Regions from separate parts of the Homo sapiens genome. Here region 2 is linked to region 1. The links are chromatin loops, found by intact Hi-C in ENCODE. Cell type or tissue: heart left ventricle. All regions are shown on one strand. Each heading gives the region's core, and the rest is flanking DNA. Links, peaks and the distances in the headings are about the cores only.

Region 1 (2,912 bases), core at 226-2,725:
GGCTGACAGGCCCCCAAGAAATAAAGCTGATGAAAATAGCCCTGATTGTAATCATACTCAAATGTGTACAGTTCACAGAATGCCTCCATATATGCTAGCTTATTTAATCCTCTATTTAAATGATGCTCACCAGTCCCCTAGCAAATCTACCCTCCACTTTTTATTCCGACAGCTTTGGCCTTGAATCAGGATTCGTCACTACTGCTCTGGATTTTTGCTACAGCCTCCAAACTGCTAACCTCTGTCTATCCACTGCCCCATGGCCCCCGAATGCTTCCTCCAGAGGTTTCCTTCAATAATAATGCTAATGGCAGTTAGTATTAGTTAAGCACTTACCGTGTGCCAGGTACACTGCTCAATACTAGGTGTGGATTATATTATCTGCTCCTCTCCGTGATTATGACTTACATATTTTTATTACCACGTCCCCATTTTACAGATAAGGAAAATGAAACTTAGAGAAGTCACATGATTTATCCAAAGACACACAACAAGGAGACAGAGATCTGGGACTTGAATGCAGCTGTCTGATTCTCTAGCTTGTTTTTAACCGTAAAGCAACCCTACCTCCCGTCAGCAAAGTGACCTAATCCATTGTTGCCCTCTGTGGACTCTCAGGTCCTTAATGGTCATAAGAAAAAGTCACAATGATGGTGATAATGAAGATGATGGTGGTGATCCTATAATAGTGATGGCATTATTCAATATGGCACCCAAGTCCTTCAAAAGCTGATTCCTGACTTATCTCCTGGAGTCTCCTTCCTGCCTCACCTATCACCACGCACCCCACTCTCAAGCCACACCAAAATCCTTCATTCACCTTAACTTATCACAGTGCTTCATCTCTGCATGTGCCATTTCCTCCCCTGACCACCATACCTTCCTCACCAGTCAAATTCCTACATAGCCTTGAAGACCTAGCCCCATAGTCCACCTGGAAAAAAATAATGGATGACTTTCTGTTTCTTCAGTGCACTATCAGAGTACTCCATTCCCACTTGAATTTAACTTTATTATGTGTGTTTTGTAGGGCATTGGAGAAGAGCATGGGCCGTGGATTCAGAATCCCTGGCCCACACACAGCCTCTACCACTTACTAATTGTATGTTACTAATTGCCTATGCTCAGGTGATTTTATGAGCCCTAGTGTCCCCATCTGTAAAAACGGGTTTGACAACAGGGTTATCTACTCTCCCAAGGCTATTCTGATGATGCAGGAGGGGGAACTCTCTAGATTACTGGAGAAGAGAATAGCCAGATTGTCTAGGCTCACTGGACACTAACCCAGGTGTGGCCTTAGAATTAAGGATGCTGCTGCAGAGTGCTTTCACCAGGATGCTCTCCCAGTGCCTGGAAATCAAGAGAGACCCAGGTGTCTGTCAGAATGGCCTAAAAAGGGCATAGACCGTGTAGGTTCTATCTAAAAGGATAGCTCCAATAAATGGAGTTATAAGGCTGCAAGAAACGAGCTTCTCTCAGTTCTGCCAGGCCCCTTGGCTTTAGGGTATAGGTCTAATCTCACGGAGCATGTTTTGGGGTTGGGATGAGGCAAGGTGTTTTCCAGCCAACCCGTGGCCCACCTGGGAGTCTACAGAGGGCTCAATAGGATAATCTGTGACAATCACTTACACAGTGCCTGGGGCAAAGTGCTTTATAAATGTTACCTGTTTTTAGCCACAAGAATGATGCATTGCTGTTTCTCATTTTCTGCTTGAGGTATCTCCCCTATGGTTTCTTTGGGTGAAGAACTGGGGTCATTTCCCTAGCTACCAAAAACAAACAAACAAACAAAAAAACAGTTTGGCCAAGGCAAAGAGCCCCCTGGGCATTTGAAATAACCAAAGTGGAACCTGTGTGTAGGGGTGTGTGTGTGTTTGTGTGTGTGTGTGTGTATGCCTGCATTAGCACCTGAATCCCATCTAGTGGGATTCATACACTCACACACATACACACTCACATGCACACACACATGCATGCACACACATGCATTCATGTACACATGCCCACACATGCATTTGCACACACACATAGCCTTCCACTTTTCTCATGGTGCTTGCCCCTTCTCTGTCTTGAGCAGCCTCAGCTCAGCCAGTCCCTTCCCATCTTCCTTACAGCTGCATCTCCTCCATACTCTCTTCTTTCCCTTCCTCGTTACAACTCTTGCCCATTGCCTTATAAAAATCTGCACCCTTTCCAAACTGACTGCCACATTCCTCTCCGGCATTTTTCTTCCCATCCTATTTCCAAGTCCCCCGCCATCTCCAGCCCAGCACCAGGGACTTTTAGAGACCCTCAGTCCTCTAAATAGAGGGAAAATGTTGCTGCCTCCAGCAAGGTGTAGAGAAGCTGCCAGCCGCCAGCGTCATCATATCCAATAGGCATGATGTTTTCAGTAGTGGTGAGACTAAAACTTTCACTCTGTCCACTGCTGGGGGCTAGAGGCTGTGGCCCTGCTGCTCTCCCCACACCTGGATCCCTGGGTTTTGAACATGGGGCGTCCTCTGTCTAAAACTCTCATTTCCACTTCACCTTCTCTTTGCTTGTCTAGCTTCTCTAGTTTTAAGATTCCTTCTAGATATCCCCTCTTCCAGGAAGCCTTCTCTGATCCTCAGACTGAATCCGGTCTCCTCTGGACTCTCAAGCTGCCTCAGCTTCCCACTTTAGAGCACTCAATAAACTGAGATCTAACTGTCTGACAGTGATTCCATAAACTATACTTGCTCACCATAATATTTCTGGAACCTGGTACATATTTTTCATAATGAATAATGAAAAGAATGCAATTCTCCCCAAGTGAAACATGATTTGTGTGATACTAGATAATTTTCCAGGATGCTTCCCCAATTTGCCTCCTGCCCCAGGGGCAACCACACCAGGCTGCTGTTCAGCTCAGAGTTGTCTGCCACATGACA
Region 2 (2,875 bases), core at 1-2,500, 66 kb after region 1:
GGGTCGGGGCTGACCAGGGCGACTCAGGCACCACCCGCCGGGATGGGAAGCGGTGGTGGCTGTCCAAAATCGGGGCTAGGAACCGCACGTCCCCTTGGCCCGGGCTGATGGGAGTGTGGAGGCGGGGATGTGTTGAAGGACTCGGGCGCTTCCCTGCTTCGGCTGCGGGCTCCCTTTCGGTCTTCCCCGGCTGCGGGGCTGATTCTCCTTTGCAGCCAAAGAGGTTCTCCTTGGAGTGGGGTCGCCTCCAAACCCCAAATTCCCGGCGCTTCTCTGCAACCGCACCCGGGGCTAGGTGCCAGATAATTATCTTCCTCTCCGGGAGAGGACAGGAAGGGGGGTGAGAAGCTGACCCACCCTGCAACTGAGGACTAGACTCAAACAGTGCATTTGCCGCTCCCCCCGACACCACAGAAACCCTTGACTCCTTTGGTTCAGGCTACCCCGAGGGTCTGTGTTCCTGGATCGATCTCAGCCAAGCGTCAGGATACCGGACTTGGGTGTGGCTTTCGCTAGAGGCCGGTGGAGGGGGCTGAGGGCTCTGAGAACTTGGTAGGGGAGGGAGAAGAGATGTTAGTTAGCAGTTGGGAACCTGAACGGGCTCCCCTCTACTCTCTCCCCTACTGCCTAGCATCTCTGATCACTGTTAGGAATGGGGGGTGAGGGGTGTTAGTTTCATCTACCACGTGTTTGTTGAAGGGGAAGAGGGGCCCAAATTTAGCAGAGAATGACAGCTCCTCTTTCTCAGACCTGGAACCATACCCTCTCTCCACCCCGGTAAGGTACCCCAGGAAAAGTTATGGGTGGGGGAGAGGGCCAGATAGAGAGAGGGGTGCAACGCCTAACTCACCCAAAGCTAACCCTCAGAGCTTCGGGGGTTTTCTCAGGCACCTAGGAGACCCGAAAATCAATGGGAGGGTTAGTTGGCCACAGGACCCGGCCTTCTTGCAAGGTCCCAGAAATGCGCTCCTCACGTGTAAAAAAGCAGACAGCTGCAGGGTCTGCCCAGGCTGAAGACAGAGGGAGCGCAGGCACTATGCTTATCTGGGGCTCCGCCTCTGTCATTTGCACCGTCTTGACTCGGAGTTGGGGGACAGGCGGTGTTCTTCTCCGGGGAGTTCTGGACCCCCAGCGCGCGCACCTGCTTTCAGCACCAAAGGCCCTGGACAGCTCTCAGCTCCATGGGCCCTGGCTCTGGGTCCCTTTCCCTTCAACCCTTCCCGGTGGCCTGGAGTGCCCCCCTCAGCATAAATCAGGCATTTTATCCCCCATCTCCCCGTCTTTTTAAATGTAGAGCCCAGAGTGCAGAGCAAAGGAAATTGTTCATCACCTTTTGTTTAACAAAGCATATCATTGAAGAACCCCCACCCCTTTTTTATGGGGCAATAATGTCCACAATTTACACCAGGTCTGGACAGTTTCTCTGGGAAAGATAGGGAAAGAGATTTGGTTTAAACAAATCGTTTCCACCACAGCATGGCCTTTCTTAATTAGCTGTCTCTTTCTAACAATGGCTTGGTGGCCTTGAACTGAGTCCAGCTCTCCCTCCCCCACCCCCTTTTGAATCTGTGTTGTGACTAACACACATATAAAAAGAACCTGAATCTACCCAGCAGCTTACTGGATTTTCTAAAGCAGTTCTACCTCTGAGAACTCCACTCTCCAATACACCACCTTGCAGGGAAAAAAAAATTGTCTTAATGGCACGTATTGAATTGTCATCTAAGACAAGGATTTCCTATTCTGTTTCCTTCACGGGCTGCAAACACATTGTAAGAGCAGGGGGAGACATGTGTGTGTTTTAATTTTTAAGACATTTCATACTATTTTTCCAACTGCTCAACACCATGGCTAGCCAGCATATTTTTTAAATTGACTTCAGGTCACCACCAAATTAAAGTCAATTGATGTGCTACTTCAGAAAGCTCATTAATAAGTGTGTGGTTCTGACTCTGAGTCATAAGGAGGGAGTGATACTGGCCAATGAGCATTGCCGAGTCTGATGGTGCATTTGGAGACAATTGACCTTCCACAATAAATTCTATTTTTAATGTAGAGCCCAACATCCACTAATGTCAGATGGAGAACCATTCACCTAACTCGTTGTTGCGAACTAGTTCTTCTGCTTGCGGTGAAGTGAGGGGATTTGTAAATACTCAAAAGGGACTTGTTGCTACATTCTGATGCAGGTCACGTGGTTCTCTGGGCCATTTCGCTGTAAGGCATGAATAAGTATAAAGTATAACTTGTTTTTGAAGAGCCTCCTTATTGTCTCAGATATGCACATGGGGAATAATTGTAACTACATGCAAAGACTGCAAAGCCTAAGAATAATTTCTTTTCTTTTTCTCTTGAATTAATAAGGCAAATTCAGTATTGCTCAATAAGGCTCAAATTTGCTGCTTCCCCAGTCTCTAACGTGTGTTGTGGTTAGATTCACTTAAAGACTATTTTCATTATGGATTGGCATTATTTTCCATAGAGTTTTGCCCGTTCCTGCCAGGGGCCACCGTATCTAAGCTTGAGGGATTCATCTTGTGTTCATATGGCTCAGTTAGGTATTAAGAAAATAATGTTACATTCCTTTCCTTCCCCTTCCAGGGCAAAAGGATATTTTCTGATCAGAGTGGCTTGTTTTCTTATTTTTGCTTACAAGTCCATTCCTGCAAGCTGTTCAAATGAGCTCGATTTACTGGCCCTCCTATTCTGTCCAGAGACAATTTATCCAATATACCTACTGTGCAGACCTCCACTAGGGGCGCTCCAAGATCTAGCTGGCGACTAAGGGCAGAAGAGAGGGGAATTCTGACCTGTGAACAACCAGGTGTGTGCAACACCAAAGGTCAGCAGAATGGAGCTCCTCTCAGCCTGGAGG

What was found. A loop is a pair of places that touch in the nucleus more often than their neighbours do. Peaks named below come from ENCODE experiments on the same cell type or tissue, not always from the same donor. Only the 100,000 strongest peaks of a DNase experiment are listed, where the experiment ranks them.
Region 2: a loop joins it to region 1, with 3 times the contacts of the local background. A loop is called at or near these places in 2 of 110 quality-filtered maps.

The regions. Positions count from the first base shown.
Region 1 is chr22:26,103,769-26,106,680 of GRCh38, forward strand. No RefSeq gene overlaps it. Among named protein-coding and RNA genes, the nearest start is that of LINC02559, 47 kb to the right of the region's middle. In heart left ventricle, for the core only: no CTCF peak of the experiment used is centred there; no DNase peak of the experiment used is centred there.
Region 2 is chr22:26,169,826-26,172,700 of GRCh38, forward strand. The region is part of intron 1 of SEZ6L (seizure related 6 homolog like); the gene reads left to right. Among named protein-coding and RNA genes, the nearest start is that of SEZ6L, 1.8 kb to the left of the region's middle. RefSeq lists an enhancer at 616-1,555. In heart left ventricle, for the core only: a CTCF peak has its summit at 1,159; no DNase peak of the experiment used is centred there; H3K4me3 peaks cover 1,147 bases; H3K27me3 peaks cover 2,500 bases.